2 separate regions of the Homo sapiens genome follow, and region 2 is linked to region 1. A link is an interaction called in ENCODE POLR2A ChIA-PET data of the cell type or tissue named here. Cell type or tissue: OCI-LY7. All regions are shown on one strand. Links, peaks and the distances in the headings refer to the core of each region. The heading gives the core; the rest is flanking DNA. Region 1 has its middle 6.8 kb from the start of FBXL14. Region 2 overlaps ERC1 (ELKS/RAB6-interacting/CAST family member 1).

The links. ChIA-PET counts read pairs that join two places held together with the same protein. Peaks named below come from ENCODE experiments on the same cell type or tissue, not always from the same donor. Only the 100,000 strongest peaks of a DNase experiment are listed, where the experiment ranks them.
Region 2: POLR2A ChIA-PET joins it to region 1 with 6 read pairs; 5 of 35 experiments call an interaction of 5 or more read pairs at or near these places.

What each region holds. Positions count from the first base shown.
Region 1 is chr12:1,598,685-1,604,064 of GRCh38, reverse strand. No RefSeq gene overlaps it. Among named protein-coding and RNA genes, the nearest start is that of FBXL14, 6.8 kb to the right of the region's middle. In OCI-LY7, for the core only: no CTCF peak of the experiment used is centred there; a DNase peak (open chromatin) is centred at 2,284; H3K4me3 peaks cover 1,182 bases; H3K27ac peaks cover 758 bases.
Region 2 is chr12:1,006,330-1,011,709 of GRCh38, reverse strand. All of the region lies in intron 1 of ERC1 (ELKS/RAB6-interacting/CAST family member 1), which reads right to left. Among named protein-coding and RNA genes, the nearest start is that of ERC1, 18 kb to the right of the region's middle. RefSeq lists enhancers at 4,659-5,159, 5,160-5,380. In OCI-LY7, for the core only: no CTCF peak of the experiment used is centred there; no DNase peak of the experiment used is centred there.

The sequences.
Region 1 (5,380 bases), core at 216-5,215:
TAGCTGGGATCCCTGGTGCGCACCACAATGCCAGGCTAATTTTTGTATTTTTGTAGAGATGGGGGTCTCCACATGTTGCCCAGGCTGGTCTCGAACTCCTGACCTCAAGTGATCCACCCGCCTTGGCTTCCCAAAGTGCTGGGATTACAGACGTGAGCCACAGTGCCTCACCCCTACTTCTGTTTCTATGAGCTCAGTTGTTTTTAGCTCCCACACATGAGTGAGAACATGTGGCATTTATCTGTCTGTGTCATGGACCTCTCTTTACGTGGCATCATAGAGTAACTGCATCCTAGCAAGGCGGACTGCTAAACTTATACTGTTAACACAGCAAAGCATGGTGGCTGGGATATGGGCTCTAGATCCAGATCACAGAATTCAAATTCCAGTTCGGCCAGCTGTTTGGTCTTGAGCCAGTCCCTTCTCTGGGCTGTACTTTCTTCATCTGTAAAATGGAGATAGTAATGAACCCTCTTCATAGGCTGTAAAATGAGCTGTTGTCACAATTAGGGAAGTTCATAAATGTAAAGACCTTAAAAGAAGGCCTACTGCTCAATCAATGCTCTGTAAACATTAGGCTGTTTTCATTACGGTCTGTCACCATACTAGGAGGTTACACACATTACCCCAGTCAACCCTCACAAAACTCCCAAGATTTGGAAATCACTAGTTCCATTTCATAGATGAGATAATGGAGCCTCTTAGTGGTTAAATAATTTGTCCAAAGTCATAGAGCTAATAAGTGACAGAGTCAAGATTTTATCCTAGAATTCATCTGACTGTAAAACCTAAGTTCTTTCCACCATACCACTGGAGAAAATTTCAACCTTTGTATCAGAGGAGCTCATGATCTAAACGACAGAAGATGGAGGGGGGCGGGGGACTATAGTTTTGTCCTACAGGATTTTAATTTTGCCAAAAAAGAGAGAGCTTTTAAGAAGTATAATTTAACAAAAGTTTTAAAGAAGGAAAAAAAAGGTGGGTACTAGGAGGTTCTACCAGCGATTCTCAGTTCTGTGATCCCCAGTTCCCAGGTGATGCTGACAGCAATGTGAGAAACGCAAATTCTCAGGCCTCTCCCCAGATGTCCTGCATCAGGAAGCCCTCAAGTTTATTCTGATGCCTAGTCAAGCTTCAGAATCACCACGCTAAGCAAAAGAAAGAGTAACAGTTGGGCCAGGCGTAATGACTCACGCCTATAATCCCAGCACTTTGGGAGGCTGAGACGGGTGGGTCACCTGAGGTCAGGAGTTCAAGACCAGCCCGGCCAACATAGTGAAACCCCATCTCTACTAATAATACAAAAGTCAGCCAGGCGTGGTGGCAGGTGCCTGTAATCCCAGCTACTCGGGAGGCTGAGGCAGGAGAATCGCTTGAACCCGGGAGGAGGAGGTTGCCGTGAGCCGAGATCACGCCACTGCACTCCAGCCTGGGCGACAAGGTAAGACTCTGTCTCAGAAAAAAGAAAGAGTAAGAGTTGGTAGTGAAACCATAGGTCCAAGGCCACAGGACGGATGGATGTCTGGCAGAAGAGGAGTTCTGGACTATTTCTTTGCGCATGAATGGAACATGCTACCCTTCCTGACTTACAGAGGAGAAGATAAGATGCAAACACATGGCTGGCTCTACCTGAAAGATCATTCTCTTATGCGCCTACGCTTTTGTTATGTTTCCAGTCCTTGAACCTGTACATTTCTTTTTCTTTTTGAGACAGAGTCTCGCTCTGTCACCCAGGCTGGAGTGCAGTGGAGTGATCTCGCTCACTGCAACCTCCACATCCCAGGTTCAAGCTATTCTCCTGCCTCAGCCTCCCGAGTAGCTGAGATTACAGGCACCCACCACTACGCCTGGCTAATTTTTTGTATTTTTAGTAGAGACGGGGTTTCACCAAGTTAGCCAGGCTGGTCTCGAATTCCTGACCTTGTGATTCGCCTGCCTCGACCTGCCAAAGTGCTGGGATTACAGGCATGAGCCACTGCGCCCAGCTTCGAACCTGCACATTTCTTTAAAACAGGAAGTACAGTTTTAAAAAAGTGTCACTGTCAGTAAATGTACATCTGTATAATTCTGAGGCACATCTGTAAGGGTTTTTTTTTTTCTTTTTCAAAGTGCATCTTTATACAAGAAAAAAACAAAAACAGCATTTACTAGGTCCCTACTATGTGCCGGGCATGCACTAGGCCCTTCCTTTCTCGTGGATGTTTTCTTAACGCATCTCACCACAGCTCCGTGAACGACAATCACTTTCGTTTTATAGATGAGGAAATTGAAGCTCAAAGAATTGAGTGACTTTGCCATAGGTCAGGCAACAGACTACAGTGGGAGGGCAAGGATTCAAACACACAGCTTCAGACTCCAAGTATGGTGTGAACGCAGCTCACGGGAATGGGAACAGAAAGCACGGGCACGTAGGGGAGAGTCACACGTGGACGCCACAGGCAGGACACCCTGAACTTCCCTCTTTTTCCATCCTTGTCTGGTTCTATTGTTAGAGAGAAGAATGGGGCAAATGAGGAGAGAGCTGACTAAAACAAATTTTTTTTTTGAGGCAATCTCGGTTGTAAAAACAGTTGCAAAGTCCAGACCATGAATTAAAATTTTCTGACTTCAGATACTGAATTTCCAATTCCAGATACATAAGAGTTAAAGGTTTCTCTTTTTTCTCTCTCTCCTCTCTCTCTCTGTTACCCAGGCTGGAGTGCACTGGTGTGATCACGGCTCACTGCAGCCTCGACCTCCTGGGCTCAAACTATCCTCCTACCTCAGCCTCGTGAATAGCTGGGACTACAGGTGCGCACCACTGTGTCTGGCTAATTTTTTAAATTTAATTTTGTAGGGATAGGGTCTCCCTGTGTTGCCCAGGCTGATCTCGAACTCTTGGGCTCAAGTGATCCTCCCACCTCAGCCTCCCCAAATGCTGGGATTACAGGAATGATCCACCGTGCCCAGCCAGATCTCTTATTCTTGGGAAAAATAAAAGCCAAGAATTCTTTAGGAAAGTGATTTTTTAGATTTTTTAGATTAACTGATGCCTCAATATGGAAGATCCATAACAATGTATGACAATACATGGTTGCTATTGTAATGTTCTTATTTTTTTCTAAACAATATAAAACTTCAGCCTATTCTCTAAAAAAATTTCCACTATAATGTAATGACATTCTTCCCATCAACACCTATTCAAATTCTAGGTTTCACTATGGATCCTCCAAACTGAGAACTTTATTTCTATCACTCTGCTGGCACTTATAACACTAACAAATACTGTCACTGTCACAGGTATTTTCTAGCTCACCTGCTGGATCCCAAGTTCTTAAAGGCAAAAACGTAATCTTCTACATCTTTGTTTATTTCATAGCACAGAGCAATGTATATAATTTGTATTAATATTTTCCTGAATTTTTTTTCTCGAGAGATGGTCTGGCTCTGTCACCCAAGCTGGAGTGCAGGGGGGCAAGCACAGTTCACTGCAGCCTTGACCTCCTGGCCCAGCGGTCTTCCCGCTTGCCTCAGCCTCCTGACTAGCTGGGACTACAGGTGCATGCCATCACGCCTGGCTAATTATTTTTATTTTTATTTCTTGTAGAGATGGGACCTTGCTATGTTGCCTAGGCTGGTCTCAAACTCTTGGGATCAAGCAATCCTCCCACCCTGGCCTCCCAGAGTGCTGGGATTACAGCCACCCTGCCCAGCCTGAATGATTGAATAAATTGAAAACCCGTCTTTCTAAGTGTTCGGTGACCTGGAAATGGCTACATTTACAACACACTTTATTTTCCTAGAGTTGTTCTATCTACCTGTTTTGTAACAAGTACCTAAGGTGTTTGTCAACATTGAACAAACAATACCTGATATCTGAGATTATTCTATTACCGTATTTCTGATTCTTTGGTTGGGTGCCTGAAACTACAAAAACACCTATTATAGTTAACACTCAAAAGCTGCAAATAACAAATTACAAATGGCAACCCGATTTCAAGAGTAAAAGGGCGTGACCATCCATCGGGCGTGAATACTAATAGTACAGCACCCCCTTTCACCTCCGTGGGTTTCCCAGTGTGGACAATATAGCACACATTCACCCTCACGGGAAGGCTCTGGCTACCCAGATCACAAGCCCTTATTTTTACGGTAGTGGATAAAGATGATCCTAAGCCTACATTTACAAGATACAGCAAGCTAATAATTTGGGGGAACATCTCAAATATCTCAGGGGGTTCCCGGCAATCTGTTGATGTAAGAATACTTTTCACCTATTTTTCTCTCTTTTTTTCTATCTTTATTTCAAAATGTTTGTCCTGCTAAAATCTTTTTTAAATTTTTAATTGTAAAGTACACACAACGTAAAATTTGTCATCTTAACCTTTTTTTGTTTGTTTGGTTTTGGTTTTTTTAGACGAAGTTTTGCTCTTATTGCCCAGGCTGCAATGCAATGGCACGATCTTGGCTCACCGCAACCTCCACCTCCCGGGTTTAAGTGATTCTCCTGCCTCAGCCTCCCGAGTAGCTGGGATTACAGGCATGTGCCACCACACTCGGCTAATTTTGTATTTTTAGTAGAGACGAGGTTTCTCCATGTTGGTCAGGCTGGCCTCAAACTCCTGACCTCAGGGGATCTGCCTGCCTCAGCCTCCCAAAGTGCTGGGATTACAGGTGTGAGCCACCACGCCCGCCTAATTTTGTATTTTCAGTAGAGACGAGGTTTCTCCATGTTGGTCAGGTTGGTCTCGAACTCCTGACCTCAGGTGATCTGCCCGCCTCAGCCTCCCAAAGCGCTGGGATTACAGGCGTGAGCCACCGCGCCTGGTCCATCTTTAAGTGCATAGCTCAGAAGTGTTAGGTATATTCACAATATTGTGCAACCAATTTTCAGAACTTTTCCATCTTGTAAAACTGAAACTCTATATCCATTAAACAACTCCCCATTCTGCATCAGCCCTCTCCCCAGCCCCTAGCAATGATTATTTTTTCTGTTTCTATAATTCTGACTACTCTAGATACCTCATATAAGTGGAATTGTACAGTATTTCTCCTTTTGTGACTGGCTTACTAACTTAGCACAGTGTCCTTAAGGTTCATCCATGTCTCACTATGTGTCAGAATCTCCTTCCTTTTCAAGGCTGAATAATATTCCCTTGTGAGTATATACCATGATTTGTTTATCCATTCATTTGTCAATAGACATTCGGGTTGCTTCTAACTTTTGGTATTACGAATATCATTACTATGAACATGGATGTACAAATAGCTCTTCGAACCCCTGCTTTCAATTCTTTTAGGTACATACCTAGAAACAGAATTGCTGAATCATACGGTAGCTCTATTTTTAATTTTTTGAGAAATGGCCATACCGTTTTCCATAGCAGCTGCACAATTTTTT
Region 2 (5,380 bases), core at 266-5,265, 590 kb after region 1:
CGCCCAACTTGACCTTCCAAACTGCTAGGATTACAGGCATGAGCCACTGTGCCCAGCCTTCAAGAATATATTTTAATCTACAGTATACTCTCAATTTTGCAAATATAAGCACAGCCAAAAGATGAGCTGAAACCTAGTTTTTTCCTAATAGTTGTCAAAATTTTCCAAACAGGTAAACACTACTTATTTAAAAAGGAAAATGTTGGCCAAACAAGGTGGCTCACACCTGTAATCCTGGCACTTTGGGAGGCCAAGGTAGACAGATCGCTTGAGCCTAGGAGTTTGAGACCAATCTGGGCAATACGGAGAGACCCTGTCTCTACAAAAAAATTTTTTTAATTAGCCGGGCATGGTGGTGCATGCCTGTAGTCCCAGCTACTTGGGAGCTGAGGTAGGAGGATAGCTTGAGCCCAAAAGGTCAAGGCTGCTGTGAGAGTGAGCGGTGATGGCAACACTGCACTCCAGCCTGGGTGACGGAGTGAGACCTTGTCTCAAAAAACAAAAAAAGGAAAAATGTTAAGAAGACTTAAACAGAAACAAAAGGAGAGCCACTGTAATTCCAGGGTGAACACTTCATCCTTTTGTACCTAGTCTCAAAGTCATTTTCAACACAGCACTTGCAGTTGCTATCACCAAATGCAGTTGGCACATATAAAATTTTTCATTATTTCCAATAATACGGATGTAAAATGCCTAATATTATTTCAGACCTGAGTGGGTCTACTGAAACTACCACAAATAAGGCAGTAAGGTTTCCTAGTACACACTGTGTATATAACGCATGGGTACGCATTATAAACATGTTTCTGGTCTTCTCCAAGAAACGGGTGGAATGGCACACTGCCAGAAGATGAGACTTAAGAAAAAGACCTCAGAAAAGAATTTGCAGAGCATCAAAAATCATATAGCCAGCCGGGTTCGGTAATCCCAGCACTTTCGGAGGCCAAGAAGGACGGATCACCTGAGGTCAGGAGTTCAAGGCCAGCCTGGCCAACATGGTAAAAACCCATTTCTAATAATAATAAAAAAAAATTAGCCAGGTGTGCTGGTACACACCTGTAATGCCAGCTACTCAGGAGGCTGAGGCAGGAGAATCACTTGAACCTGGGAGGTGGAGGTTGCAGTGAGATGAGATCATGCCATTGCACTACAGCCTGGGCAACAAGAATGAAACTCTCTGTCAAAAAAAAAAAAAAAAATCATATTTCCTTTCTCTTTTTTTTTTTTTTGGAGACAGAGTCTTCCTCTGTCACCCAGGCTGGAATGCAGTGGCATGATCTCGGCTCACTGCAACCTCTCCTCCCGGGTTCAAGCGATTCTCCTGCCTCAGCTTCCCAAATAGCTGGGATTACAGGCACCCGCCACCACGCCCAGCTAATTTTTGTATTTTTAGTAGAGATGAGTTTTTACCATGTTGGCCAGGCTGGTCTCGAACTCCTGACCTCAAGTGATCTGCCCACCTCAGCCTCCCAAATTGCTGGGATTACAGGCATGAGCCATGGCACCCAGCCAATATTTCCTTTCTCTTCGACCTGGAAAAGTCCATTTTCCTCCCCTCGGTTACCACGCTTCTCTGAATAAACTCTACCAAGGCAGTTTTTTAAATAGTAATTCTTTATATGTGTACTCACTAAGGTAGAATTACAGACTCAAATTCTGCAGATTTAGCCTGGAGAAATCATAAATTTAGAAGTATCCAAAGAGATTCAAGCAGAATTCAGTGGTTCCTGAAATAACTGAAAAAAGGAGTTATACCATCATGCATTTTAAAGTTTCCAGAAGAGATTTGTATTGCAGAATCTACTTAAATGAAACTTTATAACAAAAATATCATATTACATTGCATATTTATAAAAATCAAACCTTTTACATCACCATATAAAGCATTTAACACAGTATCTAGTTTATAATGAACACTCATCAATATTAATATTTTAAGATAAACAGTTTTTCATATTTTAAAGTTTCTGAATTGGGATGCAGCTTATAATTAACATGTATAACTAAATTATGTTTCTTTTTTTCTAAAAAGAATGAATTATTAAGTTGATAGTACACCTCACCAAAAAGAAATGGCAACTTAAAAGTAAAGAAATACGTATTATATGCAGTGAACACTTGTCACAATATTTCATTTAATCCCAACAGCAAACCCCTTTCAAGGAGAAAGATTGTATTAGGCCCAGTAAGTTGCCCAAGATCACACAGCTCTATCAAACTCTAAAGTCAAAATCTTGGCTGGGCGCGGTGGCTCACGCCTGTAATCCCAGCACTTTGGGAGGCCGAGGTGGGCGGATCACGAGGTCAGGAGATCAAGACCATCCTGGCTAACACGGTGAAACCCTGTCTCTACTAAAAATACAAAAAATTAGCCGGGCGTGGTGGCGGGCACCTGTAGTCCCAGCTACTCGGGAGGCTGAGGCAGGAGAATGGCGTGAACCCGGGAGGCGGAGCTTGCAGTGAGCCGAGATAGTGCCGCTGCACTCCAGCCTGGGCGACAGAGAGAGACTCTGTCTCAAAAAAAAAAAAAAATCTTTACCACCACAAGATACTGCATATTCATCTACTATTATACTCTCACCAAGATGCTTTTATCGATTTTGTTTTAAATGGAGCACCAAGGTTAAAATTAGTTTGCTCAAAGTCACAAACTTCTTTTTTTAAATCCCCATGTTCCTCACAGCTCCTCCCTTCTAACTTCTGTCTTGCTACCTCTTTCCTAAACTCCAGACCTGAATTTCCAACCATCCAGTGAGCAGTTATTCCAGAGCTGTGTTGTCCAATATGGTAGCCACTAGCCATATGCAGCTGCTGAGTGCTGAGCACTTGAAAGGTGGCTAGTGAGACCGAGGAACTGAATTTTTATTCTTATTTCACGGGAATTGAAACTTTAAAAACCGATACTTAATTCCATTACTGGAAAAGTTTTAAGCATGTTTGGAATAACCTGGGCATATAAATCTACTTTTTCAACTGTAAATTTTATGATTTACAGATATAAATACAGATGAAATATTTCTGATAAAACTAAGCATTTGAAAATAACGAAAGAACAAAAAAATTAGTATTTCAATTAAGATATACTATGAAAGTATACAATTGATTTCAAAGAGCTAGTATTAAAAAATAATGTGGCCGGGCATGGTGGCTCACACCTGTAATCCCAGCACTTTGGGAGGCTGAAGCGGATGGATCACTTGAGCCCAGGAGTTCGAGACCAGCCTGGGCAACATAGCAAGAGCCTGTCTCAAAAAAATTAAAAAAAATTATGTAAATAGATCAATAATTTTTAAATGTTTTAATGTGTTGTAAATCATATTTTGGACATACTGTGTTAAATAAGTTATAAAATCCAATTGTTTCTTTTTACTCTTTAATGTGGCTACTAAAAATTTTTTAATTACATATGTGGCTCATATTTCTAATAAACAGCGCTTTCTGGCAGCTACTGTTGTCCCACCACAACCATCAATAGCTCGATGAATGACATCACCATCTCTCTAGCTCAGTGCCGTCCAAAAGAACCTTCTCTGATTACAGAAACGTCCTATACCTGATGACTGGGTGATGGTGGTTGACAGTAGTGAACGGTATCTAGCAGAATCCCTGGGTAACAATATCACACAACAGAATACTGTGGAACCAAAGTTCTTAGGAGACGAGAGAAAACCACCTGTTATTCTGACTCTCCTCTGGCGGGGAAAAGAAAGTAGAAACCAAAAACTGCAGACCACTGCTGTCCCACTGAACCTTCTGTAACAGAAATGTTCTATATCTGCACTGTCCAATACAGAGGCCACCAGTCCCATACTGCTGTTAAACACATGTAGCCAGATATTATTTTCTGCTTGAATCTCTGTGCATACTCTTGAATTTATAACTTCATAGTACTCTGGATGAAATTTACAGAATTTAAGAGTCTGTAATTCTATATTTGTGTGGCTAGTGCAACTGAATAACTGCATTTTAAATCTTATTTTATTTAAATTAGTTTAGACATACCTTAATGGCCATACATGGCTAGTGGCTACTGTACCCAATAGCACTGTTCCTAGCCTAGGGGTTCCATCTGAAAGTCTGGGAGTCACTTTAGTCTTCTTCCTCCCCATCAACTAACTGTCCTTTCCCCACAAAGTGTGTACACACACACACACACACACACACACACAGAGAGAGAGAGAGAGAGAGAGAGAATTACCCAGTGAGAGAGAGAGAAAGAGAGAGAGAGAGAGAGAGAGAGAGAGAGAGAATGAATTACCCAGTCCTGTTAAAGCTTTTAACTCTGTACGCGTCTCTATCCCCACTGTCACTACTTTAGTTTTTAGGCTTTAGTGGGAACAGGTCCACAGCCTCCTAGTTGGCTTCCTCACATAGCCTCCTCTTAACCATTTGTTGTAAAATACAAATATACTCCTGTTATTTCCTTTACTCAAAAGTCTCCAAAGTCTTGCCATTGCTCCAAGGTAAAAGTCAGATTTTAACAGGGTTTACAAAGCCCTTCATGATCCAAACCCAATTTCAAGCCTCTTTGGCCACTCCTTAAACCTTCTAGTTCTTGCACGTATCAATAACACTTATCACACTCTACTGTAATTGCCTGTTTACTGTCTCCCTCCCTGGTCACCAGCATCCTGAGGGCGGAGACAGTGCCTCAAACACTGTACTGCCAAGATGGAACACAATACAGAGTCATATATATACACACTATACTATATATACACTATATACTATACACCATATATATACTATATTATATATACTATATACACATATATATTGTATATTAGATTTTCCATATTTTTTGAATGAGGAACGAGAAAAAGAAAAAAGGAAATACATATGTACTCTTGAACAACTATAAAAATGAAAAATTTATAAAGCAGACATTTTTGCTATACTATTTACAAGAATTGTTTCCTAGGGCTTTCGGAGGCCAAGACAGAAGATCACTTGAGGCCAAAGAGTTCAAGACCAGCCTGGACTGCAAGACCCTGTCTCTAATAAAAAAAGAAAAGGCCAGATACAGTGATACATGCCTGCAATACCAACACTTTGGGAGGCCAAGGTGAGGGGATCACTTGAGCCCAGGGTTTTGAGACCAACTTGGGCAACACGGCAAAACCCCATCTCTTAAAAACAAAACAAAAAAAATTACAAAAATGAGCTGGGCATGGTGGCACGCCCCTGTAGTCCCAGCTATGCAGGAGGCAAGGTGGGTAGATCACTTAGGAGTGGAAGGTCAAGACTACAGTGAGCTGAAATTGCGCCTAGGTGACAGAGTAACACTCTGTCTCAAAAACAAAAAAAAATTTGCCAGGCATGCTGGCGCATGCCTACAGTCCCAGCTACTTGGAAGGTTGAAGCAGAAGGATTGATTAAG